Linked DNA regions of Mus musculus: all the other regions are linked to region 7. A link is a loop called in an ENCODE intact Hi-C map of the cell type or tissue named here. Cell type or tissue: heart. All regions are shown on one strand. Region 1 has its middle 53 kb from the start of Gm39957. Region 2 holds the start of Sstr4 (somatostatin receptor 4). Region 3 has its middle 19 kb from the start of Gm46770. Region 4 overlaps Gm36597 (a long non-coding RNA gene). Region 5 has its middle 11 kb from the start of Gm46770. Region 6 overlaps Thbd (thrombomodulin). Region 7 has its middle 29 kb from the start of Gm24221.

The links. Peaks named below come from ENCODE experiments on the same cell type or tissue, not always from the same donor. Only the 100,000 strongest peaks of a DNase experiment are listed, where the experiment ranks them.
Region 1: a loop joins it to region 7, with 2.5 times the contacts of the local background. A loop is called at or near these places in 2 of 42 quality-filtered maps.
Region 2: it touches region 7 in a loop (5-fold over the local background); 15 of 42 quality-filtered maps call a loop at or near these places.
Region 3: it touches region 7 in a loop (6-fold over the local background); 22 of 42 quality-filtered maps call a loop at or near these places.
Region 4: it touches region 7 in a loop (3-fold over the local background); 4 of 42 quality-filtered maps call a loop at or near these places.
Region 5: a loop joins it to region 7, with 7 times the contacts of the local background. A loop is called at or near these places in 24 of 42 quality-filtered maps.
Region 6: a loop joins it to region 7, with 8 times the contacts of the local background. A loop is called at or near these places in 15 of 42 quality-filtered maps.

The regions. Positions count from the first base shown.
Region 1 is chr2:148,336,409-148,340,408 of GRCm38, forward strand. No RefSeq gene overlaps it. Among named protein-coding and RNA genes, the nearest start is that of Gm39957, 53 kb to the right of the region's middle. In heart, no CTCF peak of the experiment used is centred here; a DNase peak (open chromatin) is centred at 1,993; H3K27ac peaks cover 406 bases.
Region 2 is chr2:148,393,890-148,397,889 of GRCm38, forward strand. It overlaps Sstr4 (somatostatin receptor 4), which reads left to right and starts at 1,488. Exons shown (of 1, transcript NM_009219.3): 1 at 1,488-2,875. The coding sequence starts at 1,582. The coding sequence ends at 2,739. In heart, a CTCF peak has its summit at 2,056 (motif pointing left); DNase peaks (open chromatin) are centred at 1,752 and 2,032; H3K4me3 peaks cover 1,650 bases; H3K27ac peaks cover 1,368 bases; H3K27me3 peaks cover 2,753 bases.
Region 3 is chr2:148,579,174-148,583,173 of GRCm38, forward strand. No RefSeq gene overlaps it. Among named protein-coding and RNA genes, the nearest start is that of Gm46770, 19 kb to the left of the region's middle. In heart, a CTCF peak has its summit at 1,614; no DNase peak of the experiment used is centred here; H3K27me3 peaks cover 598 bases.
Region 4 is chr2:148,172,767-148,176,766 of GRCm38, forward strand. It overlaps Gm36597 (a long non-coding RNA gene), which reads left to right. Exons shown (of 3, transcript XR_375096.1): 2 at 3,930-4,000. Among named protein-coding and RNA genes, the nearest start is that of Gm36597, 4.2 kb to the left of the region's middle. In heart, no CTCF peak of the experiment used is centred here; no DNase peak of the experiment used is centred here; H3K27me3 peaks cover 357 bases.
Region 5 is chr2:148,570,728-148,574,727 of GRCm38, forward strand. No RefSeq gene overlaps it. Among named protein-coding and RNA genes, the nearest start is that of Gm46770, 11 kb to the left of the region's middle. In heart, a CTCF peak has its summit at 1,635 (motif pointing left); a DNase peak (open chromatin) is centred at 1,644.
Region 6 is chr2:148,404,183-148,408,182 of GRCm38, forward strand. Thbd (thrombomodulin) reads right to left here. Exons shown (of 1, transcript NM_009378.3): 1 at 289-4,000. The coding sequence starts at 3,764. The coding sequence ends at 2,031. Among named protein-coding and RNA genes, the nearest start is that of Thbd, 2.0 kb to the right of the region's middle. In heart, a CTCF peak has its summit at 2,169; DNase peaks (open chromatin) are centred at 2,179 and 3,319; H3K4me3 peaks cover 2,979 bases; H3K27ac peaks cover 2,206 bases; H3K27me3 peaks cover 1,432 bases.
Region 7 is chr2:148,120,366-148,124,365 of GRCm38, forward strand. No RefSeq gene overlaps it. Among named protein-coding and RNA genes, the nearest start is that of Gm24221, 29 kb to the right of the region's middle. In heart, CTCF peaks have their summits at 1,948 (motif pointing right) and 3,602; a DNase peak (open chromatin) is centred at 2,366; H3K27ac peaks cover 688 bases; H3K27me3 peaks cover 289 bases.

The sequences.
Region 1 (4,000 bases), 220 kb after region 7:
CTTTAGGAGGTTGTACTGGGTGGGAAGACTCTGAGCCATTGTAGGTCTTAAAGGAGATATTTGGCTGCATTCCCTCTGTTTGTTACTTCTTGGCCATGAAGTCAGTGGCTTTGATCTGCCATGAGCTACTGCCAATATGAGCTGTTTCACCAGGAGCCAAACAATGGGGCCGATCAACCATAGGTTAACCCTTTCCAAACTGTGAGCCCAAATTGACCTTTCTTTTTTATAATTTGGTTTTTCCAGGTATTTGTTACCGCTTATGAAAATTTACTGTATTAGTTACTTTTCTCATTACTATGACAGGATATTTGTCGGAAGCAACTTCAGCCAGGGAGGTTTATCTTGACTTGTGGTACTGAGGTCAGAGCCCATCCTGGCAGGAAGCATGAGCAAAGCAGCTTGATCCATGGTGGTGGGGGCTCAATCTAACCATATATCATCAATTAGACATTCATAGGAAGCTAGATCAGGATTGGAGGTGAATTATAACCCTCCAAGGCCTGTTGACTCTGGGTAGCCTGTGTCTGTTGGCTAGGCTGTGCCTCCTAAAAGTTCCACAGCCTTCCAAAACAGCACCACCAGCTAGGGACCAACTGTTCAAACACAGCAGCCTGTGGGGAACATTTCAGATTCAAACAATAATACTGAGTAACACACCAGAGAGAGGAAATTTGACCTTTATTTTCACAAGTCTATAACTGAAATTTGGCATCATGAATCAAGACAGCTGCCATGGTTTTATTATCAAGATCTCTTATTGTATCTCCATTAGAAACCAGAGATGTTTTTGTATCATTTGGTATATGTAACTCTACCTTGAAATCCATTTATATAACCCTCTGTGTTGAAATCACAAAAATAGCCATAGCTGTCTCTAGAACCCATCGTGATTGACAGGGTACACACATATTACTGTACATACACAGCTGGGTGGTTGTGTTCAGATGTGCTGCATGCCCTCTTAATGCTTTCCTTTTAAGTCTTTAAGAGCAATCCTCTGACAAAGGAGCCAGATGAGGTACATGAATGCAAATACACATAGACACAAACTCACCAATGCTAACTTTAAAAATAAAAAGAGACCATGAATTTGAGAGGGAGTGGAGGGCTAGAGGGGAGAAGGAGGTGTGGATGTGTAATAAATATAGTACGATTGTATAAAATTTTCAGCCCCCCTTTTAAATGAACAAATTTAGCACAATTGTAATCCACTGTCAGTCAACTTCCTCATCAGCACAGACTTCATCTCCGTTTTCTCTGTAATCTAAAGTGTCCACATCTGTCTCTAGCACACTAGTCACCGCGACAACCAGCATCTCATACCCACCACTATTCAGCATGTAGTGTGGAATGTACTGTTTCACGATCCAGTGCGGTGGCAGAAGAACAAGGTTGTGAGGTCCTTTTGGGAAACCAAAAGAGACAAAAAAAATATGTAAAAAAATAGGAGATAACTGAAAGTCAATGGCAGAAGGCTAACTGTTAGTGGTCCCGTAAATGGGGACACCTACACAGTTAGTCCACCCTCTCTGAGGAGAACTTGGGAGTGTGAGCCCCTATGACATGGAGACCATGAGGAAGATTAGGACATTGGAGTGTTTAGACAAATAAGAATATCAAGACAGCACTAACAATCAAAGTAAGGAAGAACTATGGAAGAGCAGACATTCTCTAAAAGAGCCCCCAAACCCTGGAAACCAACCCCCTCATGACCATCCTACCTAGTATGGAATACTGTGTGACACCTTTATTTATAAAGTACACTTTATAGCAAGATTGATTAACATTATTCTGACCAAGTGGGACTATCATGAAGTTGTGCACTTGTGTGACTCTGGAGTGCTCAGATCATGAGAAAGCATTCGGCTTCTCTTCTGCTGACCAGGCTAAGAAGGAATTGAGAACAGAGGCTCCCCAGGAAACCACACACCATCAAGGAAGCGCTCCAGTACTGGCCTATGGGCTTGGGAGGAAGCACACACCCTGGGTCAGCTGTCCCTTGTCTAGGAATGGCACAGATCCAACACAGAGCAGCCTGCGTATTCAGGAAAACATATCTCAGGCACTTTTAATACCCTGGACAACCATCACCACTTTTTTCTTATCTAATTCCTTTTCAGGCTCTGGTAGTCCCGCCAGACACCAGTTATGGATTAACACTGTTGGCCTTTTAGACTTATGAATTGAAAAGTACAATGTGGCACACAAAGAAAGGGTTGGGTTACACAAGTCTGTTTGTTCTAGGAACTCAAAACACATTTCCCATAGAAACAATGGCGATAAGGCAGAAAGGCGAGGTGACCTCCTCCCTCCTCCCTCCACCCTCCACTTAGAAAGGATTTAGTCTGACGTTTGCAAAGCAGTAGTACTATTTCACTGTTAAGTTGCTTTTGAGATAATGCATTTTACCTTGAACCTCAGATGCTAAAACCTTCCTAAGCATTAAACTTTGCTTCCCAAGTTCTTTGCTCTTTTATTGATGAGAGGCAAAGCTGTTTCTTTCAGCTTGAATGGAGACTGTGGGATGGCTTGACTAAAAGAACACAACAGAGAGGATGGTGGGGCATCAAATTTATGAAGACAGCTTTATTCTGATACCCAAATGAGACAGGCACCCCCAGAAAGGAAACAAACCAAAGTATCTCATACATATGCATACAGTAGTCCCACTAGGGTCTTAGCAGCCAGGAACAGTGCCATCTGTAGTTCCAGCTGTAGCAAGAGAATGCTTTAATCCCACAGCTTCAGGGCCAGCCTAGGCAATGTAGAAACTTCTCCCTCTCCCTCTCCCTCTCCCTCTCCCTCTCCCTCTCCCTCTCCCTCTCCCTCTCCCTCTCCCTCTCCCTCTCCCTCTCCCTCTCCCTCTCCCTCTCCCTCTCCCTCTCCCTCTCCCTCTCCCTCTCCCTCTCCCTCTCCCCCTCCCCTCCCCCTCCCTCTCCCCATCCCTCTCTCTCTCTCACACACACACAGAGTTCAGCAAAACATAAAAAATAATTATATCTGATAGTCAAGTGTTCATTTTCCAGAATCATAAAGTTCATTGCTTTGAAATAAGTCAATGTATCACACTGTATTAGCTGAGGTTAAAGCAGAAAGATCACATCATTGAATCAATGGGGAGAGGAGGATTCAACACTCATTTATGAAAAAATAAATGAGCAATATTCCAGAAATGTGATAGATGAGCTGGTGAAATGGCTCAGTGATGTATGCTCATAAGAATGAGGATCACAGTTCATATCTCCACAACTCCCATAAAAAGCTAGGTAGTGATAGGGAGTGGAGATGGGAGGATTGTTGCAACCTTTTGCTGTAACGTACCAAGATCGAGATATAGTGGGAGATACTGTTGGGATCTCTTGTTATTCGTAGGCAGATATGAGTCTTGGCTCCTTACTCAGCTTCCCCTCGCTTCCTTAATGGAGTTGAGTTCCTCATCGTTAGTTAAGGGTCTAGACTCCCCCACTGGACCTCGACTAGTGCAGATTGTGGCCACATGGACAACTGTACAGTCACTGCTGTAGAAAAGTTGCCCTGTTTCTAGTCCTTCGTACAAACTAAATGGCTTTTCTTGGGAACCTGTCTCATCCAGTCCTGTAGCTATTTCTTCACTCCAGTGTTGTGATAACTGAGTCAACAAGGAGATCCTGGAATATACCACTATGGTGTTCCTCAGGTCCAGAGATAATCTGCCAATATATCTTCTTCTCTTGACATCTCAGTCTTCTTATGCTGATGTTTCAGAGTGCAGGAAGAACTGTGAGGTCACCTATCATCCTGGAGGCATACACCTGATGTTTCATCATTTGGCTGCAACAGAATTCTGCTTTCCATCAGAATCCTAAGGCTTCGTTCCGGTCATGTGGACTCCTCCAACACCGACTTCTAGATTTGCTTTCTTAGGATGAGGTCCCTCCACCTCATTCTCCCTGTTTTATTTCTGTTGTTTTCTGAATTATTCACTCTAGAATTCTGAAAATTCACAAGGTCGCCATCA
Region 2 (4,000 bases), 270 kb after region 7:
TTAAGGACTGACCACAAAAGGGGTCATGCCCTTTAGGGCCAGCTCTTCTCTAGGGCCTTGCTTTAGCAGCTTATCTAGGGCAGAAGTGGAGGGTTCCCTGCTCATGTCTAGCAGTGAGTTTGGAAGCAGGGATGGATGACACAGGCTGGCAAGCCATCTTTCTTCCTGTGGCAGGAACCTCCATGAGTGAGTGCCATGTGGGAGTTAGCAGGTCTCTCTGTCACTGGAGTCCACTTACTCAAAGCACCTGGGAGACAGGGATTCACTTTCTTTTTCTTTTTCTCTTTTATTTTTTTTTCTTTGTTTTGTTTTTTGAGATAGGGTTTCTCTGTGTAGCTCTGGCTACCTCACTCTGTAGACCAGGCTAGCCTCTGCCTCCCAAGTGCCAGGATTAAAACCGTATGTCACCACTAGCATTCTCTCTCTGTCTCTCTCTCTTTCTCTCTCTGTCTCTGTCTCTCTCTCTTTCTCTCTCTGTCTCTGTCTCTCTCTCTTTCTCTCTCTGTCTCTGTCTCTCTCTCTCTCTCATGTGTGTGTGTGTGTATATATATATATATGTATATATATACATGTGTATATATATATATATATATATATATATATATATATATATATATGAATGATGGGAGGCAGATGCATGCATGCCACAGTGGGAAATAGAGGTCAAATTTCTTTTCTTGTGAATCATAGGGATAAAATTCAGGTCTTCAGGCTTAAGAGCAAGCACTTTTATCCCTGAGCCATTTCACTTGCCTGAGGTTAGTTATCTTGGGGTTAAAGGTATCTCTAGTTCTCCTAATACCACTCCATTTCCTGAGGACCTTAATTCCATGCAGATTCAATTTAAAAGATTCAGAGGGCCAGTGTTTGGGGTGAGGGAGGGCGGGCGGGCAGGAAGAGAGGGAGAGATCCAAGACACACACCCCAGGACCCCAACTCCACCTCTGGCCTCTTATCGACCTTGAATCCACAGAAATGTCCATAGAGACTTTCAGTTTCCCTCATCCCTGGACTGAGCTAAAGGACAATACAGGACTTTCTGAACATTGAAAGAGCAGGGAAGGGCTGTCAGGTGCTGGGATGATGGCTCTGCGTGCTTGGGTGCTTGGGGTAATCTGGGGCCATCCAGATACTTTAATACCCAGAAAACTGTAGGTAGTGAGCGAGCGATTCGGAGAGAACCAGGATCCTAAGGGGAGAGGATCTGAAGAGCTGACGGAGGCGAGATCTAGCGGCACACGGTAGGACGGGTTCCAAGTAAAGTTTCTGATAGCCCGGCGAAACTGGCAACATGGCAGAGGTGGCGCAGGTAAGAAAAGCCCACAAGAGCTCTTCGGGCAAAGGCACCTGAGGTTGGGCGCGCGAAGGGAAGGGCGCGCGCCGGGCAAATGGAGCTCCCGCGGCCGAGGGGCGCGCGGCAGCGCAGGGATTGGCGGGTGCTCCCGGGCCCCCGCGCACTTCTTAGGCGGAGCGGCTGAGCCGAGCGTGTGCGCGCGCGACCCCAGCCCGCCTCTTGGTCCTTGGCTCAGCGCTCCGCTGCTCTCCACCGCATTCCGCTGCCCGGGGTGGGCACCCCGAGACATGAACGCGCCAGCAACTCTGCCTCCGGGGGTCGAGGACACCACCTGGACCCCTGGGATCAACGCCAGCTGGGCTCCGGACGAGGAGGAGGAGGATGCGATGGGGTCCGACGGCACAGGGACAGCGGGCATGGTCACTATCCAGTGCATCTATGCGCTCGTGTGTCTGGTGGGCCTGGTGGGAAACGCCCTGGTCATCTTCGTGATCCTACGCTATGCCAAGATGAAGACAGCCACCAACATCTACCTACTCAACCTGGCCGTCGCCGATGAGCTCTTCATGCTCAGCGTGCCATTCGTGGCCTCGGCGGCTGCCCTGCGCCACTGGCCGTTCGGGGCGGTGCTGTGTCGCGCAGTGCTTAGCGTGGACGGCCTGAACATGTTCACTAGTGTCTTCTGCCTCACCGTGCTCAGCGTGGACCGCTATGTGGCTGTTGTGCACCCTCTGCGCGCCGCCACCTACCGGCGGCCCAGCGTGGCCAAGCTAATCAACCTGGGAGTGTGGCTAGCATCCTTGCTGGTCACCCTGCCCATCGCAGTCTTCGCTGACACCAGGCCAGCTCGTGGGGGCGAGGCCGTGGCTTGCAACCTGCACTGGCCTCACCCGGCCTGGTCTGCGGTCTTTGTGATCTATACTTTTTTGTTGGGCTTCCTACTCCCGGTTCTGGCCATCGGATTATGCTACCTGCTTATTGTGGGCAAGATGCGCGCTGTGGCCCTGCGGGCTGGCTGGCAACAACGGAGGCGCTCAGAGAAGAAGATCACTAGGCTCGTGCTAATGGTGGTGACCGTCTTTGTGCTATGCTGGATGCCTTTCTATGTGGTGCAGCTTCTGAACCTGTTTGTCACCAGCCTCGATGCCACTGTCAACCATGTGTCCCTCATCCTGAGCTATGCCAACAGCTGTGCCAATCCCATTCTCTATGGCTTCCTCTCTGACAACTTCCGGCGCTCTTTCCAGCGGGTTCTGTGCCTGCGCTGCTGTCTCCTGGAAACAACTGGAGGTGCTGAGGAAGAGCCCCTGGACTACTATGCCACTGCTCTCAAAAGCAGAGGGGGTGCAGGATGCATATGCCCTCCTCTGCCCTGCCAGCAGGAGCCCGTGCAAGCAGAACCTGGCTGCAAGCAAGTCCCTTTCACCAAGACCACTACTTTCTGAAAACCATTTTACCCTCCCTCACCTCGCCTGCAAACGGGTCTGCGCCACTCTCTCAAGCCAGCAACTTCAAGAACAACTCCTGTTTTCACTAAGCCAGGCCCTTTCAGCAGCCTGTGTGCTGTCCCCAGGAGCCTCAGGACTCCTGCTAGTCCCTCCCTCTCCTAGGACTGGCTCCAAGGACACCTCCATGGGGGTAGGACTGCCCTGGGATTTGGGCTAAAGTACCATCCATTCCTGGGCCTCTGGCAATTTTTCAAGAGGTGGGAAGCAGGTGGTGGTCAGAAAGGAATGTCTACCCTTGTGTGACTTGTGACAGTGACTGCTTGAAAGAGCCCTTGGGAGGCTGAGGTAGGCAGAGCCTGTGCTCTGTGTAGGCTCTTTGCTGTATGGTAGCATAGTGTGTATGGTGAGACAAGGGAGAAGATAGGATAACTCCAAGTGGTTTCCCTCTGTGTCGGTCTGAGGCTCTCGTTGCTAAGTGAGATGTCTACGTAACAGACGAGGGCACTTGCACTGTCACTGTACAAGTGTTTTCCAGTTGTCAAGGGGCCAGTAGAGACTTCCTGTGAGTGTGAAAGGCTTAAAGAAGCATGATGTGGGGCGGTTTTGCAAGGCATAAAACTTCTGGTCAGGAATTCAAAGGCAGAAAGGATTAAAATCTCATCAGCTGCAATTTTTTTTCCACCCCCGTCCCTGATTGCAGGAATATGAAACCCCATTAAAGCCCGAGCTATGCTATGAGGGGGAAGGTGTCGGAAAAAGACCAGAGAACTAGGTGGAGGGGAAACAGACTCTGTTTTGACATCAGATGATGACCACAGTGAAAAGCCATTCCTGTGCCTTGTAAGTTAACCACAGCTTCAGTATACTTCCCCTGAGGAAGATTCACAGCCTGTAAGAGCTTTACTTAGGCTAAAGCGCTGGAGGGAACCCAGCTTATGCAGCATCTGGGTGAGAAGTGGCTGATTACAGCCCAGATCAGTATAGCAAAAATGCCCTGCTGAGTTCTACTGAGCCATCGCTGGTGGTACTAGAACAACGAGCCAAGAGGGGGAGGAGGAAGCACAGGGTAGTCATCTGGGCAGTCTCCACAGCTGCCTGGCAAGGGAGAGTGTTCTTGAAAAGAAAACACCTGGATCCTATCATCCTAAAGAACATAGCCCTGTGTCTTCTAGGGCAGTCAGCATGAGTTCTATCTAGCTGTTGGGAGGCTAATGAGGATCCAGAGTGAACCAAGAAGTAGAGTGGGGCCTGAGGGAAT
Region 3 (4,000 bases), 460 kb after region 7:
CTCATGGTAGTCAGAAATAGGGAAGTACAGACCCAACATCCCACCTCAAAGACACACCCTAGTGACCTTAATGCCAGCCACTAGGCCTCCCTCCCTCCTAGCTCACTGCACGCCATTGGATGACCTTAGTAGGGCGTGTTCCCAAACTCTAATATGCACAGAATCTGTTTCATTTCTTCACTTCCAGCAGATAGTACATAAGCTTCTGTAATGAAGTCACAAGAAAATTTATGTCTCTGAGATGGTTGTTCAAATATGCATTAAAATAGCATGTTATGTTATAAATTTTCATCCAAATATCTGGCAAGGTATATTTTAGTCTCTCTCAATACACCCCTTTCCAAGTTCAGTGACTCCCTCCCTCCCTCCCTCCCTCCCTTCCTCCCTCTTTGCCTCCCTCCATGCCTCCTTCTCCCTCCCTCCCTCCCTCCCTCCCCCCCTCCCTCCCTTCCTTCTTTCCTTCCTCACCCTCCTTTCTTTCTTGTCCTAAAGCTTCCACAAGGCTAAAAGAGCACACACATATCCGTTACCCTCTGGTGCACAAGGAGCTCTCTAGAAGCTTAGTGGTTAACTGTGTTTCCCACGACCAGTGTGATAAATTAGCACAGAGGTGCTACTTAAGCTACCACAAATTAATCCTCTTACTGTTCTGTACAGCAGACTTGCAAAGTGAGCCATCTAGGGCTGGAATTAAGGCTTCTTCCTTGGAGGGCTTAAGGGGAAAACCCTTCCTTTTCCTCTTCTGATTTCTCCAGACTTCTGACATCTCTGACATCCTTGCTCCCAGCCCTGTTCTGCTGTCTTCTTGTGATCCTTTTACTAGAACCTGCCTGTAGCATCCAGGATACTCTCAGGAGCCTAGTCAGAGTCTTTTTACTCTGGGGGTGGGGGGGCTCTATTCACAGGCTCTGAGCAGTAGAGATTAATAGCAGTGATACTTTTTGTTGTTGGCAGAGTGAATGTCCATAATTAACCCTACAAGAATGGTTTTAAACAACCACTATGTTTTCTCTCTTGATTTGTTTTTGTTGTTTTGTCTTGTCATGTTTTTTTGTCTGTCTGTCTGTCCATCTGTTTGTTTGCTTTTGTTCTTTAAACCACAGGTATACTAACTCTTGTCTACAGAAAAGCTGCTAGGGAGCGATACTCTTTTGGCCTCGGTGTGGACAGTTCATCTCTGTTGTTGGGGTCCCACCCTCCAGTTAGAATACAATAGACAGTCAGAAAAGGTTCAAGGGAAGAAAAGAGGCTGAGCATCCAAGTTCTATTGCAAATGCCGAGACCCTGGAAGAGGTGGAACACATGCCCCAGTATCCATGGAGAAGCCCAACTACTGCCAAATCATTCATTCACTACATTTCCACATTTGCTGTTTCATATGCAACTGGGACTTCTGGTCTCCTTCTAAACAAAACCTCTTCACCAAGACTAAAACTATCTCACTACATTTAACCCTGCCACATTTCCCTGCAAGACTTCATTCCTCTTCTTTCTGCACCATAATTGCCTACCTGTCAGCTACTCTGCACTTCCAAGGCAGCCTTTGCCAGGTCAGAGTCATTCTGCCACGGAATGTAAGTTCCATCACCAATAGCACCACCGTGTGTCAGTAAAAGGAATAGAAGGAATGGGCTGAGCAGAGCGTGCTCTTTCAGAAACTGACTCTGTTTTGTCATAAGCCCTCAATGGTCCAGGAAGAACACTGTGTCATCTGCCTGTTTTTAAAGTGTTAAGACAAATAATAAAAATAAATATGTATTATATGGATAATAAATCGTAAGGCCATAGGACCACCACTTGTTTTCTGGGTCATATACCATATGGTTGTTTTCTTCCCAACACAGCACTTGGGATAACTTTTTACTTTGATATTGTTTCAAATTTTAAAGGGTCACAAGAGTAGCACAAGAATTCCTCTTTGCATTTTACTCAGATTTACAAATTAATTACATATTGGTCCACATGCTTTGCCCTCCCCCACCCAATGCACACTTACACACATTTTATTTCAAAGCATTTGAGACTAAGTTGGAGAAATGTTCTCTCATTTATTGCAGTGTTTAATTCCTAAAAAAAAAAAAAGAAGAAGAAGAAAGAAAGAAAGAAAAAGAAAAGACAACCCATTAACACACAGCTAAACAATTGTTCTCAAAACCAGAAAACTCTGCCTTGATATTGTCTAACCCACAGTCCATATTTTGATTCTATCAATTGTCCCTATAATGTTCTTCATATAGCATAAGAATTAAATAAATAAAACAAAAAATCAGCCTACTTTTAAATCCTTCATGACTAAATGCATGAATTTACTTGACAGAATATGATAATGACATACAGTTATAAGATGTTAACAAATCAAACCTGTGCACACTTTATACTTAATGGTTCAGTTAAGTGGCTACTTAGCCAGAGGATGTGATCTGTTACATGTTACAGCGTCTTCTAAGTGGTTCTGCCAGCTGTGCTGGTGAACGCTCATTAGCCTGGCACTTGGGAGCGAGGAAGATTATGAATTTTAGGCCAGTTTGGACCACATAGCATGAGAGCTGGAGTGAAAATATCAAGCCAATTGGTGTGTAGTAAGCCTAATAATGAAACAGTGAGCGACCTCCAAGCCACAGAGCAGAACTGCTAAGTTTATGGCAGACACAGTTCCAGAAAAACTGCCAGTACAGAGACTAGGACAAGCCACGCCCAGAGCACCATTTCGTCATTGCCAATGTTGTTTCAAAACAAAACAAAACAAATAAAGCAAGCAGAAACCAATGTCCAGACCTCTCCTAGCCCTGGAGGTAAAAAGAAGGCTGTATTATTCCCAGGATGCTTTGGGGTGGGTGGGTGTTTTGTTTATACTAGGTCAGGAAACAGCATGGTTTCTCCTGATTCACCACCTATGGCATGTCTTATTATTTGCCTTATGAATATGAAGTCGACGATAAAAATATTATTCAAAAATAAAATTCGGATATGGGGTAGGGGCTGCATCTGGCTAGGAATGGTCCTAGTGTCCCATTACATAAACCCTTCCGTGGATTTCCTTCAAATAGAGAAAGAAAAATGCACAGCATGTAGCCATGGGGTCAATGTAGAAACTGCAGGTTGGAGCCTCTCTTGTTCAAAACAACATCTTGTTTCTGTCTTCCTGTGAGTTCCCTAGTCAGACATTACAATGAAAAGTCCCAAGTAGTAAGCTGTGGTTTGTGAGATCTAGGATGGGAATTATGACCAGCAATGAACTCTGTGTGGAGCTTTGTGGTCATATTTTAAAGACGCAAATAAAACAGCTTCATTTGTGTCCACATTCCTTTAGGGAACTGCAGTCAAGAGGAATTATGGTCAATTGTGTGTCACACAACCACACTGGGATCTGACTCACAGAGGTGCTTATATAATACTTGATGATTCTACAAATTAGATAGATAGATAGATAGATAGATAGATAGATAGATGATAGATAGATAGATAGATAGATAGATAGTGAGAGGAGAGAGAGAGAGAGATTCTTATGAAATCTTGAATCTTACCATTTAATCATAGGAGTTAATACTACTCCATCAGCATTGGAAATGCTCACAGGACAATCTGATGGAGGCAATTCCTCAATTGAGACTCTCTTTCCAGATATGTCTAGGTTTGCGTCAAGCTGACAAAAACTAACAGGTATACTTTGCTTAACCAAAATTAATTAATTGGCCAACATTTAATGGGCTGGTTCCTGGAGCTCTAGCCTCACTTTCCCCTAGGTACATGCACTGATCTGCAGGAGCCAGCCCAGCTGAGACTCTGGAAGCAGAGCGCTTGTGGTTTACAGGATGCTGAGACATTCCACCCAAGCACTCGTCTGTGGCTCTTGTTTGATGGCTTTGCTTTTGCTCTTTTCCTGATTTAGCACACCAGCAGGTGTTTGACGTCTGGGCACATCTCAGTAGTTCTTTCACCCAAACCACCATGTTCCTGGCCCTTTTTTGCCTCAAAATTGAAAACTAAATCAAAGAATTCT
Region 4 (4,000 bases), 52 kb after region 7:
ATCAAACTCTGCTCCTCTGGTGTTTTTAACAGCTGAATCATTTTACCAGCCCCAAGTAAGAGCTCTCTTTGTACCAAAGAGGGAGTATCTCAATGGGTCACCACATGCATTTTTACTGCCTGCTTGGCCATGGTGTGGGAAAGAGGGAACTCCGTTCAAGCTAACTCTTGCCCTGAGTTCCTGCTAAGTGTCAGAGATGAGGATTGTGCCAGAAAAAAAGTTAGTGATGTGGGGAATACTGAGGTGGCCAGTGCAAGATAAAGGGTAGTGATGGACTAAGAAGCTTGTTTATAAAGCAAGGAAGAAGGCTAATATCCTGAGGATTTAACATGGTTGAGTAAAGGATTTAGTCTGTATAACACTTGTTGACAGATGTTCTGCCCTCAAGGCAGTACAAAGCAAAGTAACCACAGCTGAGGCGCCTTTGTAATATAAGTTTCAGGTCATTTTTAAAAGGTAAAATGCACCTTGCATGCCTGAGGGAGACAAACACAAGCAAGTATTACGTACTGGCAGATGACAGGGTCTTTTTTTCTAACTGTCATGGGGTTCTGGCTCTGCTAAGCCACCAGCCCTGAGGGTGGACTTAATAGAGTCTGGAAAGAAGGCCGGATGACAGGCCACCTGCACATCATGTGTTTGCTTGGGTGCTGGGCCACTTGACTCTTCTTAAACAGGGGTTGGAGATAGTAGCTCTTTGTAGGGCATGGTAGATGCAGCTGTGGAGTGCTGTGGTGAGAATTAGGTGTGTAGGGAGAGCTAGCTTCAAACGCTGGTGAAGTAGAGTAACAGAAGTCCTATATCTTCAACTACAGAGACTGTGAAATAATGAAATATGTCAAAGGTACTGGGCCACACCTGTGATGCATGTTAAGATACAGATACAGGGAACCCAGTGCCTAAAAATCTTAGCACAATAATGTCACAGTACTTTTCCAAAGAAGCAGGGGGAATGGAGGTGCCAGAAATATTCGTATGTCCTTAGGGTGAAAGTTGAAAGCCATCACTATCTTGAGGGAACCCACACTGAGATGAAAGTGCTCACTTTCAACCTCAGTTGGACCATAGCCTACCAGAATACTCAGAATACCCTCTTAGCACTGAGAGAAGCTTGGCGCTTGGTATGGCTAGCACAGGGAGATATAGCAGCAGACATGACCTATGGCTTCCCAAAGGAGTCCCCAAATTAGAGTTGCCATGGGCACAATCAAGAGAGTGGGAGAGAAGAGAAAGGGGAAGATAGAAATGGAGACACAGAGAAGAAGAATGGAGCAGGAGGGCCATCTTGCCCCTAGCAAGGCTAAGGTGATAGTAAGATAGTTGGGTCAGGCAGAGATCTTATTAATCTTCTTAGCAGACTTAATAGACTCCATTTGAGATATCGTCTGTTTAGTCAGTGTAATATCTATTGATTTAGAATATATTGTAGGAATTGTTCTGTAGTATTATTCTATAAATTTCTTATTTTGTCCCATTTCATCTTCACAATTCACTGGTATATGGCATCACTCCAAGTTTTTTTGGATAAAGAAGCTAAACTAGGGATTAAAGTAGTCCCACCTCACTTGCTCTAGTCACACAGACAGTGGAAGAAGCAGGCCCTGAGGTTATACCTTTGTGAGGTTATCTTCCACAACTCTCCACCACAAGCCATGCCTGCATAAGAGCCCTGATCCCCTCCCTCCATTCTCCAGTAGAAGTCACAATAGACCTGATAGGGTCCAAATCATCTGGCTCCTACAGGTTGCTCAATGGTTTGGAATATAGTTCTGGTCTTGTAGTGGGCTAAACAAAGAACAAGTCTTGGACATACTTCCCTACATTGAGTGGTGAGGTCTAAATATTCTTCAAATCTGACAGACTCACTGGATCCCTTGAGGTATATATATATATGGATGAGGAAATGCATCTTGCAGCTTTGGCTTTTGGCCTTTGGATCACATCTTCTACAAACTTGTCCCTGGAGATGATTTCTAATGGAGCTAGACTCTAGGAATGGATAGACGGACTAAATGGGTCCAAGGTGTTAGGTATCTAATAGCCAGCTTATCGAGATATTAGAAGATTGAATCCCTGGCAGATATCTGATGCCAATTACTTGAGTAAATCTAAATAAAGAATTCCCAGTCATTTTCGTCCTAAATCTCTGACCCAAAAATCATGAGTAAAACACCCTAAGGGCTTATTTGAAATTGCTGGTTAGGGTTAACATTGATTAGCAAAGAAATTGTTGGCTTTCATGGGTCATTTTGAATACTGTAGGGTCAGATGAGCCACTTGTAGGTTAAAGTCTGGTTACAGGATGGGGGAATATCTAGGGTGAGTAGATCTGTCTGCTTTGCTCAGAGAGACTGAAGAATTTCTCTTGACAATCATAACCAGTGCTCCGTCCCAGCTGTAAACAGGAAACTTCCAAGGAGAGAATCTAGGAAAAAACTTTGCCTCGATGAGTGAAGAATCCATCTCCTATAGAGCCAAGAAGGGCAGCAGAAGCCCAGAGAGCAGATGAGCCATCCAGATGGATCTCTGAGAAAGATGAAGGCTCGGGGATGATGGAAAGAGAAAATAGAGGGCAGAAAAGCAAATACCGCTGTGTAGGCATGAGCAGTGCGGTGACATTTTGCTGTTATTGTCGATTCTGCTTCTCATTTCAGCAGCCATCTTGTTTCAGGATTCTAGGTCCCCTGGGGCAGGATTTGAGTTTGTCATCATCCGGGACATGTCCTCTGAAGGTAATCTCCCAGTTCCCCTGAGCATTCTAAAGATGGAGTTTCTGCTCCCAGGAGCTGTGAGTTTATAGAGACAGGATTAAGCACATCATTATTCTCCACCTTGTCCCCCCAAATTGATGGGTTAGCATCAATCTGCTTCATAACTCAGCGTGAGTTCATTTTGAAAACAACAGATGCGAATGCCTCAGACCTTGCAGTCTCTGGCTTTATATTAATGGCTTGAAATGCAACCTGCCTAGGCATCCCTCCAGCTGCCACCAAAAAGCACCAGTGTCTGTCTTGTTTACAGACAGAGCTTGTATACAATCTTGCCTTTGGGCTTGAAGTTGTATAAAAATTCAGACGCTGAAGACAAATCAGACTTTCAGGGGCTGCTTGAGAACAGGGATACAAAACCTGATGCCAGGCAATTAGCCAGTCCTACAAAGAGAGCAGGGAGGAAGAGGGAAGTGGGGAAGGAGAAGAAAAGGTGAGTGTGCGAGTGTGTGGTTAGGTTACTTGGAGTATGTTGGGAAGCTGCTGATCTGGGGCACATCTGAGTAACCTGGGATAAACAGCCCTGGGGACTCAGCCCTGGGCTTTTAGCCAGTGCATGGTTTATTTTCATTTGTACAGAGGAGAGTATGGATGGACAAAAGACAGGTGATTAGGATAAAGAATTGTGACATTGTAGAGAGAAAGACAGAGAGAGAGCGGGAGAAAGTGGGGTGGGGGGAGAGAGAAGGAGGGGGAGATGGGGAGAGAGAGAGGGAGAGAGAGAGAGAGGGAGAGAGAGAACATTTGTTGGTTAAAGAGACATATTTATTGTATCTGAAATAATAGTTTAAGATTCTAAGAACATCTGCAGTTTAACGAAACCCACAAGAAACGCAAGCAGGCACTTGCATTTGTCTTAGGATGCTGAAGGCAGCCAGGTGGAGCTTTTCACAAGTGTGTTGGAGCTGGTACGTCTAAATCCTGAACTTGGCATTTTTTCAGGGTGGTGATGAAGGGCTATGATGGAAGGAAATTAATAACAGGGGAGTGTATGGCTCACCATCTAGACCACAAATGGCAATCCCTGTGCCAAAGTAACCTCCCTGAAAGCACTGCACCTTGGTGTGGCTGCTTTCTGGCTACAAAGCCAGCCATGGGTGGTTACAATAAGAACTCTCTATGGCCTATAAAGTCTAAAACATTTGCTCTCTCATTCCTCAGCAGAAACATGTGCCAGCTTTGCTCAGGCGAGCACCATGTACTCTCACCTTGGTGCCACTTTGTCACTGCTG
Region 5 (4,000 bases), 450 kb after region 7:
CAACTTCTTGTCCTAGTGACTTGGAAGTGGGAAAATAATGAGTGTTATTGCTATAAAGAGGACCAAGCTTATAGTAGATAATGACCATCACCTTGGACATTACACATAGAGAAAAGTGCAAAACACATCAAAGTTGTGACCACCCCAGGAACCAGATTCTCATTTCATTCTTTTTTTGTTTATTTATTTATCTGCCTAGGAATTCCATGATAACTAAAGTGATGACATTTGTAATGAAAGGATGGTATCAGCCTGGAATTCCTGCTGTCAGGATAAATAGAAAATCCTTTGCTATTTGATTGTCTGGGATGAAATTAATCGCTCCCCATAAATATCGAATAAAATGATCTGTTTGTTCTAGGAGCAGCTGGAACAATCTTCTGTTTGCTTTCTCCACCCTCGTGCTTATCCTTCTCCTCAGAGTAAGATGACTAATTGGCTTAGCAAGGTCATGAAGTCACATGCTCTCCTTTCACACTGCAAGAGTCCTACAGACCCAGTTGGTGTGCGTGCCATGTCGAGCCTGTCCTGGAGAGTAAGCTGCCCTGTGCTGGGCACTGTACTGATTCCTCCTGTTTTCTTACAGTTGGTGGTCTGGGTCTCCTCCAAGCACTGGTTGGAAGCCTGAGGAGAAGGCCCTGGAGGGGCTTTCCACTTGTATGGAGACAACTCTCACCATGTTCATCTTCCTAATAACCAGGCCTGAAATACAAACATGTATGCAGGCGTGGGCCAGTTCCCCGAAGAAACAGCCCTCTCCACATTAGCCTTTACTCCTTCTCCCCTCTGGTCCTTTTCTACTTCCAGTGCAGTAATATTAAGACATACTATGAAGAGTAGAGTTGCTTCCTGTTGACAATACATGCATATATTTAGATTCTAACATTATAATAAATCTTATCTGGTTTTATATACTCCAAATATTACCATTCTTAGATACAAATTGCTGAGATATTTTAATATTCTTATGTTTTGTACAAAGTCTTCAAAATCCAGTGTGTTCCAATGCCTTAGTACTCACTAATAGCACTTGACAAGCTTAATAGCCACCCACATATGGCAGTTGGCCACTAGACTGGCCAGCATACTTCAGATAACAGAAAAACCCCAAAAAGTTTTTATAAAACAACTGTACATGGTTAATGAGAGAAGAAACAATAACAAATCACTGCCTATGAATACAGATACAAACAACCTAAGCAAAAATATTTTCCAATTGACGTCATGCCACATATAAGAACCTAAGAAACTGGGCTAGAGAAATAGCTCAGTGGTTAAAAGAACTGATTGCTCTTTCAGAGAACCCAACTTTGATTTCCAGCAACCACATGTCAGCTCCCAACCATCTGTAAATCTAATTTTAAAGCAAACTGTGGGTCATGACCGCTTTGTGTATGTGTGTGTGTGTGGGGGGGGGGGGGTGTCAAAGGACCTTTTTACAAGAGTCATATATCAGATATCCTGCATATCATATATTTATATCACAAGCCATAACAATAGCAAAATTACAGTTATGAAGTAGCAGCAAAATAGTTTTATGGCTGGGGATTCACCACAACATAAGGAAATGTATTAAAGGCTATAGCATTAGGAAGGTGAAGACCACTGTTCCAGAGGATCTGACACCCTCTGCTGGCTGCCGAGAGCATTGCTAAAATGTGCTGGACACACATAATTATGGACACAGCTATAGAGATAATAAATACATAAATAAATCTAAGAGAGATTACCTAACACCCTAACCTTCTCCTGTAAGTTCCACAACATTTTATAAAATCTGCTAATACTTTGAAAGTCAAGAAACAGATAATTAAAGTACCAACTTGTATTTCTAAATCAATATGGCAGGTAGTGTAGTTTGGTGGTATAGCATATGCACAAGGCACTGGGTTAACCATCACCAAATGAATAAATGAAACTCTAAGTCATTAAGGGAAAACCACCCATAACTGTTTTTGTTTGGTATATGAAAATATGAATCCTGAGAAACAGTGAAAGCTGCTTCCATATAACTATTAGTGGAAATGTCACAGGTAACAAATGTGACTAGAATGCATTAACAAAGTGACACGTCCACCCAGGAGGCTCCATTTTGAGACAGAAAGTGGGTCACCTAGGGAAATTAACTCTTTCACCTGAGCTTCTGTGAAACTGACCTCCATGGACTTTCCTGCTTCTCTGCCAGGAAGTCAAACCCAAGAGGAGCTTTACAAACAGGAACTACAAAAGACACGGTCAACAATACGCTCCCCAGAGTCAGCTGCATCTGACTCTATGAGGATGGAAAGCCTGTTCTACGTGTTGTGACCTTATAGTGGGCTGTCCCACTTCTAAGGGGTCCCTGGGCCTACAGGTCTTATAGACTCAGATCAATCTCTGGAAGGCTTTGAGCCACCAGCAGCCCTACAAAGGAAGTATGGAGTAGATCCTGAAAGAGGCTTTGGGGAGGAGCTCTATCAGTAACTCCTGTGTCCAAGGAGCAAAGATATTTCATGCTAACATCTCATTTATTAAATATGTAAAAAAATTGAAGCCTCAATTTCCTCATAAATATTAAATTTGACTTACAAATTATTGTTTGTACATTTTGGAAAATACATGCAAATCTAAGTAGACTTTCGTTTCCTCTTTGCTCAGCACTTGGGCAGTTTCATGTAAACTGATTAAAACAGTCTATATTAGTTTATTACTTCCAATGATTCCTTTGAAGCATGCTACCCACTAGTCCTTCCTTATCCACAGAGGACACAGTCCACAGCCCTCAGCTGATGCCAAAGACTAGGGGTTGTGCCAAATGCTAGATCTGATATGTTTTGCTATACAGACACATCTGTGATGAAGTTTAATTTATAATTTAGGCAGAGAAAGAGATTGACAACAATAGCTAATGGCAAAGAAAACAATTATAACCATGTTATGCTGGGACACGGTTGTGTCCTTCTTATCTAGATCAGACCAACATGATCACAAGAGGCCTTAACAGTGACAGAGGGGACAAAAGGGTAGGGGCAATGGCTCTGCCTTTGAAGAGATGAGGGTGCCCAGACTTGGAACTCGAGGCAGATTGCTCAGTTGCTCCTAGAACTTGCAGAGCAGAGAAGTCCTGCAGAGAAGTCCCTGGACTTAGCACGGTATGAGCAGCGTTGGGTTTGGACTTAGCACGGTATGAGCAGCGTTGGGTTTCTGAATGCTGCCTGTGAGTCAGGTCACATCAGTTAGACGCTAATGTGTTAAGCCACTGTGTTTGTGGTCATTTGTAACCTCAGAAATGAAAAATCAATAGGGCCCTCCAATGGGCCTTTTAAATCTAATAGGTCAAACTTAGAACTATAGAAAACCTATGCTGTCTAAAGCCCTGAAGTGCTGATGTATAAGCCTCATAACACATTCCTCTGTGGCTAAAACCAATGTTGTATTTGAAATTTAATACACAGCGAGATGTGTTGAGAAGGTCACATTCTGCTTCTCTCTATAAGACTGAAGAGTGGATGCATAGATCATCCTGACAGAAATGAAATGCTGTATAGAGTTCATTACCCTTTAATCCCTGGCCTGGCCATATGAGATGCCTATGTCCGCACACTCAGGTACTGGTGACCCTGTTACCCACTTTCTACTCATTCATGTGTTGGATGTTCTGGGCTTCCATCTATACCACAGTGCTTAGAGATCAAGATTCCTGGGTTACAGGCTTCCTTCCCCTTCCTGCCTGGCAACCAAGAAGGTACTGATAGTTGCTCACAGGATAATTAATCATCTATGGCATGACCAACAACTTCAGTTACTAAGGTTTGTTTGAGACTGCAGAGTGTACCTTAGGCTTGTCTCTAACTCACAGCACTCCTATCTCAGCATCTGGATGTTGCTACCTTGCAGCCAGTAGAACAATTCTTTAGTCACTAAGTCATTTTCTAATTGCACTCTGGCTGTTCCACAAAAGAAAAACTGAAGTCATGACACCCTGTATTCTCTCCCCCTATGTGGGACCTGAGTTTTGTTG
Region 6 (4,000 bases), 280 kb after region 7:
CTCAGATCCCAGAGTGTGTCTGAAAACACAGACATGAGGCCTCCAGTATAAAGTTGTTATGGTCATACACATAAAAAAAATATCTGCGCATACAAAAATACAAACTCCTGTTACATGGAAAATGACCTCCTCTTGGAAGATAAAGTCAGAGACTGTGTTGCTAGCAGGTGGTAAGGTGCAGGCCAGCCTGTAATGTATCTCCTGAAGTTGCATTGTTTGTGTGTATAAAATAAGGTTTAAAACGTGAAGGGACTTGGAGAAGAGAAAAGAAGGAGATGAGACATCCATCAGTACACTGTCATCTATTTATTTTGTACATGTGACGTCATAAGCAAAGGCTTTGCTTGTGTTCTAGCGAAACTCCAATAAATAAATATGTACAAATATGCTGAGCTTACAAAACCGTAAAGAAAAACCTTTCTTTACAAAAGATACACATATAATACATTTGTTCCTTACACTAACATATGAACTCATTCCTAGCTTACTTAAAACAAAACCCTTCTGGACTCTGTGTGGCACTATCTAGAGGTGTGTACCTTCTCATTTTATTGTATCCAGAAAGCAAAGCTATGCAGAGAAAATTCCTCAGTTTCTTGATAATAAATGGCCTTAACATGGCCTGCTACTTATTATTAACCGACATTTAAATGTTCTACAAAGGTTGGAAACTCTTAAGACCAGTTGTCCTGAAATGACTGGACAATGTCCCTGTGGATGTTGTCAAAATGCAGATTCTTATGAACTGGCACACTGGGGTGGGGCAGGGGTGGGGGCTAGGATTTTGCAATTCTAGCCAGATCCCAAGCGAGGTCCCAATTCTTGTGTACAGGCCAGTGGCCAGGGCTAGAAGATCCCTCTGAATTACGAGATATTGTTCAAGAGTCTCATTAAAAGAAAGCCCCATCTAGGCACCCCCAGACTCCATTCCCAAGTTTCCATGTTTCCCTCAGCAGCACATTGCTTGTATTTCGGGACTACAAGGGGCAGGCACAGTTGAGAGTCAGCTCGGCACGAAGCACACAACTCATGCTTTACTGGAAGGTGCTTCCATCTGTCAGGCTCTGATATGTTGAGGCAGGACCACATACATCCTTGGAAAGCTATGAATGTGGCCCAGTATGTCTCAAGATAGCAATGTCCTATTGTCATGTCAAAGGGTTGGACAAAGGATCCTCTGCACATTTTGAACACTGTCAAAAATTAATAACACTGTAGAGCCTGCATAAAAATCTTAACAATAATGACCTCTTTTGTCATTCCCATTCAAAACAACAGCAACAATCATAAAACCCAGGCTCACCCTTTCAAAAACAAAGATTTCAAAAAAAAAAAAAACCCTACTTCCTTAAGTTTATTTTCTGTGACATTCCAGCACTATTGACTAGTTAGTGTTCAGCTGAAATATTTTAGCTTTTGTTAAAATTCTTTTGCTTTGGTTACCTGAAATTTCTGACTAAATACCCAAAGCCAGTGAAAAAGAACGTTTTCTGCTTTTAGTGTTTCTTTTCTGTTTCACATAAGAGTTTGGAAACAACGGTAAGGGCAAAGTTATGATCAGGTTTGGGGAGGAGAATGACAGGAGGGGGGGAATGGAGGGACTGAGAAAGCTGTGGGGGGCTGGAGACTTACAAGCAGAAGAAAACTGGAGGGAAGAAAATACTAAATACTTTAAAAAAAATAAATATCTGGGTCATCTCCAGCCCATGGGGTCAAGGTTTGCCTTCAAGCCTACAGATCAGCAGCACTAGGAGGTGAGGTGAGGGACTGGGGTACTCTGGGATCTCCGCTGTATTTGCCACCTCCGCCCAGTTGTCCAGTATCTACTTGGAAGAAACTGGGCTGTCCTGCTTCAAGTCCTCCCTACCCTCGCTTGTCCTGAGAGGATGGGCTCTTCTCTGGTTATTATACCAGCCAGGGTGCTTTTAAGTTGCCAGAGAACACAGCTGGGAGGCTGGAGAGAGAGAGAGGAGAGGAGAGGTACAGAGCCCGGAAAGACAAAGGCCACCTGGGTCTCTGGAGCAAATCCCTCAGAACTTCTGCAGCGTCCGATCAGTCCTGACGTGCTGCAGCACTACCTCCTTGGCGGAAGATGCGCACTTGTACTCCAGCTCTGCACGAGCAGCGCCCTGCTTCTTGCGCAGGTGACAGAGAAGCGCCAAAAGCGCCACCACCAGGGACAGGCTGGCAATGGAGATGCCAATGAGCACGCCAGAGTGCACTGGCCTTGCAGAAGGGGGACCTGTCGGAGAGCCTGGCGTAGGGCTGACTGGAGGCTCCCCAGAGCCCTCCTCTTCCTTGGTGTCTTCCCTAACAGGGATGGGGTCACAGTCTTTGCTAATCTGACCAGCAAGGGCTGTGTCAGGCCCGCAGATACACTCATAGGAGCCAGGGAAGTTTCGACATTCACTGGTGAAGCATTCGCCTTGACTGCACTCATCAATGTCCGTGCATACGGAACCCTCGTCCAGGATGAAGCCTTCAGGGCATTCACAAACAGTAGGAGAGTTAGGGTCACAGTCTGCTGGGCACGAAGTTTCATTGCAGAACATTTCGCACTTGTGCGGTTCATCCGGCTTGGGTGCGAAGCCTGGAGCGCAGATGCATCGGTAGTCGGTGGGGCTCACTGGCTGGCACTGAAACTCGCAGTTAGATCCGAAACACGGATCCAGAAGCTCCACGCACTCTCCATCCACCAACTCATAGCCATCATAGCAGAAGCATTCGAAGCCGCCCTTGGTGTTAACACAGAGCTGGGGACATGGATTGGGCCCCTGCTTACAGTCATCCACGTCCTCACACCGGTGTCCGTCTGCAGCCAACTGGTAGCCTGTCTCACACATACAGGAGTAAGAGCCTGGCACTTCAGCGTTGCTGACACAAAAATGCTCGCAGAGTTCGTTGCACGATTGAACCACAGGTCTTGCACACGAACGTCCATCGGCCTGCAGGTCCATGTCTCTGGGGCAGAGGCATCTGGGTTCATTCGTGCTCCTATTGCACAAGTACTCACAGCCACCATTCTCCACGCTGCAATTCCAGGCTCCTGTCGCTTCCCAAGCCCAGTGTCCCTCTGAAGTTCCGGGCGGGGCCCTGCACACCAGCTCCAAGCCAAGGGGCTCCACCGCGGCGGAACTGCCTACCGGCAGCGTTTGAAAGTCCGCACCACTGACCCCGAACGGGGTGTTGTAGGTACTAGAGATGTGGGCAGCCTCAGGATCGCGAGTATTCACCGTCAGAGGCCTGCAGGAAGCTGTGAAGTAAAACTCACAGAGGAAACCCTGGGTCTCAGTCTCGCATGGCTTCTCTTCCCAGGCCGGCTCGCCGGGTGCAGCTTCAGTTGCTGTCGAGACCGTGACGCACAGAGGGCCGCAGAGTGGAGCCGTCTGGTCGTTGGGCCGCGCCCACCTGCTGTAACTGGTGTGGTTATCGCCAGTAACCCACTGGAAGCCGCGCAGGGGCCCGAGATGCACCGGGTCGTCACAGCCCTGCGGGAGCTGTAAACCGATCCAGGGCCCTAAATCCATACTGCTCTGGCTCAGCAGAAGGGAGATGACATCGGCAGCCACTGAGGAGCGCACTGTCATCAAATGTCCTTGCAGGCGCTGGCAGGCCTGGCTGGCATCGAGGAAGGTCGCGGGGCCCTGGAAAAGCGCGAAGCACTCATGCTCCACGCATTGACTGCCTGTGGGCTGCAGCTTGGCTAGTGCGGAGAGCCCCAGGCTAGCTGGAGCCAGCACACCCAGAAAGAAAATCCCAAGCATGCTGTCCAGGGGTGCACCGTGCAAGTTCCGAGAAAAGCTAGCCCTGCGCTGGTGCAGACACCCAGTCCAGGCAGAGGGGTTTCCGTATGCCTGCGGCGACAGCAGCTAGCCTCTATCACAACCTAGACGTTTCTAGCCCAGGCTCCTAGTCCCTGCGAGGCAGCCTCTAACATGCCACTCCGCTGAAGCTCCAGTTTATAAATGCGCGGCCCTCCCTCTTTGCACGTTCGGGAAAA
Region 7 (4,000 bases):
AAGATAGGGGAGCCTTTCAAAGGCCACATTCAGTCTCAGAATGGAATGAACTCAAGAGAAGGTCATCTGGCTATAGCTGTGCCAAAGGAGGGACTGGACCTCAAGGAACACCATAAGAAGTGAGGGGGCAGAGACATACCCCAGCTTCTCCTTCTGCTCAGTTCTTTCTTTCCTTTTTCCTTTTATGTTTATTCTTTCATTTTGGAAATGAGGTTTCACTATGTAGCTTAGGGCGGCCTTGAGGTGATCATTCTGCTCCAGCCTTCCAAGTACTGAAATTGTAACTGTGACCCATTATGACCAGCTTGGTGACTACATCTCTGTCTTTTGTCATATGTTCTCACTGGCCAAACCTCAATGGAAACCACTTAACATGAAAGTCTGAGAAAGGCAGAATTGTTCTGGAGGTAGCAGCAACTGCTGGGCTCATGTGCTTTGCAAACACTGATAGGGAGTGGAGATTAAAAATAAAATAATACGGACTTAGTGATGATTGGAGTGACTTAAGCAAAACAAACAAACAAACAAACAAACAAACAAGAAGAGCTATATAGCTTTCTGAACAGTAGGACTGATGTGTACATGTGTACACGTTCAATTTGTTCTGTGCACTATCAAAGCTTGAGAGACCTTAGTGGCAGTTTTGGGTTCCTCTATCCCTCCTAAGGGTGGGCAGTCAATAGGCTTGTGTTGCCTTGACTAGAAGATTAAACAGCCAGAGCACCTCACCCCTAACAGCTTAAAATGACATACTGAGAACAGCAAGTATAATCCCCTTATGTTTACATGGTATGAGTGCCCTTTGAAAATCTGATTAGCTTTTTTAATTACCAGGGACCCTTTCAGCACTTAGCTGGGAAATTGCTGGATCTAATTAATACTTTCTGTGTGTCAGGAAAACACCATTTGCTTCACTATCCGTGCTCTCAGTTTTGGAGGCTTCAGAGTTCAGCACCCAAGTCGCATCTTGGCAATGTTCCCTTCTCTCTCACCATTGCTCTTCGTGCTGCTGCTGAACCATAAAGTGGACAAGAACTTTATGGATGGTCTTCCTAGGAGGGACAGATGTGCACCGAGTTTCATAAGTGCTAACTACAGTGGAAAGCTAGCACAGAAGAGACATGGGCAAGAAGAGGAGACAATCTTCAGATTGTCCCTACCAAGTGCTGTGGATGGAGGAACACTTCCCTATTTGGGACAGTGATTAAAATAAGTTATTCCCATGCTGTCTGAGAGCTGTGTGTTGCACAACTGGCAAAGAATGAGAACAAGAGCCTGGGGTTTGGGGGAGCTGGCATCTTTATTGAATGTTGTCTTGACCCTCATCTTCCACAGTGGCAGGTGTTTCATACAGACTTACTGTGTACCACTGTGAAGAGGTAGAGTCTTGACATTTAGTTCAGACAGCCAGACCCTTGGCAGTTCCTGTAAATCCAGGCAAAGAATGTCTATAGAAGCCACCTGGTGGATTGGTGAGGATGGGGCTAGGGGGCTCACTTTAGCAACTGCTTATATAGCCTTAGGGGGTCACGACTGCTTTCATACAAGACCACAAGCACCCAAACTTCCATCTCTTGGTGTTCAGATGATCAGAGCTGTGACTGGACAAAGAGCTGGAAGGCCCTGGAGAAGCCAGAGTTCAGACTGACACTCACATGTTCCTGCTTAGGGGAATACATACTCACCACTTCCATCTTCATGTGCTCTGGATCAGTGTGTGCACAGACTCTGAGATAATCAACAAGGGCTTCCTACAAATCCCATCAATCAATAATACTACTGCTACAAGTCTTTCCAGCACTGACAGGAAAAACAAGTCCTGACTCTGGGGGGTATCACAAGGACATTCTCAGTATAAAGTATTGTCAACTCGTGCATCCATGCTAATACAAAACTATCCAAATGCCTTAAAGAAGGTAAACGAGAAATCACGCCCGAGAGCCAACTTCAATGAAGCATAATTTGCAGCAGAGGGCAGCAGAAGACACCGTTTGGAAATTCAGTCTGCAACTGGGCACATCCTTCCCGTGCCACACCAGTCAGACCACACACACACACACACACACACACACACACACACACACACACACACACACACACACACATACACACACACACACACACACACACACACACACAGAGAGAGAGAGAGAGAGAGAGAGAGAGAGAGAGAGAGAGAGAGAGAGAGAGCGAGCAGATCTGTTTGCCAGGGCCTCACCCTTCTTACATGACCACTAGTCACTGGGCTGGTGAGCCACAGCTCAGGTCAGACAAGATGCTTTTCACTGGGGCCATCAGGAGGGTCGGGACAGGACTAAGGCGGAAATAGCTGGTTGGCGGCTCACTTCCCTATCCACGTGACCAGGCAGTGGAGCCCAGATGTTGTTAAGGTGGTAGGCGACCTTGGCTATTGTCCTGGTGCTAATGAGAATGCCTTGGGGTTTAGGCAGCTGCTTGTTTGGAGGAAGACAGAAAACTGTCAACCTGTGATTTCCTCCAGACCCTTAGTCCCTATAGGCAAAAGCCCCGGGTCTCCTCGCTGTGCATGGTTCAGGGGTTAGATGCCATCACCCTGACTCTTCTTAGAGTCCTCTGAAGCTGGGGTGAGTGTGTGATGACACTAACAACCGGGAGAGAAAAGACAGAGTCGGGACAAGCCTGGGAGAAAAAGCAGGCCCCATTGCAAGCACACGTCACTGCTTCTCGTTTCTAATATGTTCCATTAGCTCTCGGTATAATGTTTCCAAATGAGCCACAGCAGGGACTGTGGTACTCTTGTTTCTTCAGGGTTATTGATGAACCCTCTCTAACTTAGCTGTCCCTCTCTTTTTCTACCCCACCCCACCCCTGGTCTTTTCTTTCATTAAGAAATAATCCTATCTTCTTTTGTGACTTGAAATAACATCAATATCCTTAGACATTCATGCTTTTTTATTGCTATTATCTTTCTGTTTTTGAGACAGGACCCCACTCTGTATGTAGCTCGGGCTTGTCTTAGACTGGTAACCATTCTCCTGCTTCACCCTCCCAAGTGCAGGAGCGACCAGGCCTGACTACACCCTGTGTTTATATATTTAGCCCAACTCCTCTCCTAATCTCTCATGATTGCCTTGAAAATCATTCTGGGAAAAAAAAAGTAAATCATTCTAGAAAAATAAGACTAGGATGTTTAAGTATGTCTCAGGGTCATAGCTGATGAAGAATTCTTGTTTTTTAGGCTGGACCTAGTGAACCTTCTCTACACTGGTTAGTGTGAACTCCATCATCTTTCCCCATAACTTTTTATTGATTCCTTGTGAGTTTCACATCATGCACCCTAGCTAGTTTCACTCATCTCTCTCCCCCTGTATCTGCCCTCTGCCCTTGCAACCTCACCCCCCCCCTCCCCAGAAGAAAATAAACACTCAATCAATAAACAAACCAAAACGTCTCATTGTGGGAGCTGTAGTGTGTTGCAGTGCATCCCATAGTATAGCGTTCTATCCACACATCTTCACTTGCCAATGTTCATTGTTCAAGGCCTCTGGCTTCTGCCACACCATCAATATTGGATTCTCACTGGGTCTCCTCCCAGTTATCTCGTTGCTTCCCCTTTTGTGCACCACTAGGGTGAGCTCTTCAGCACTGCTCTGGCTAACCCACCCAAAGCAGACATCATCAGGAGGCAAGGCCATCTCACCTGTGCATCCAGAGCCAGCTCCTCCTTGCTTCCCAGTTGAAGTACCCAGGGCCTATTCTCCAAGTACTGCATGTAGTAAGGAGCTGGGCCAGCTCTCTCTCTCTTATATCCTCAGGGCTGGCTCACCCATGTCTTCACCATGAGGTCCAGCTCCTCTGTATTGCCCAGATAGAACTCCATCATCTTAATAGCTCAGGTCTTGGCTTGTCCTCTTATATGCCATACATACTCTGCCTGGACCAGATTGTTTGTCATCCCAGGATGCTAAGAGCAGAACCAGTTTCATCTCTCCTTTTATTTTCTCCAAACACCACAATTGAG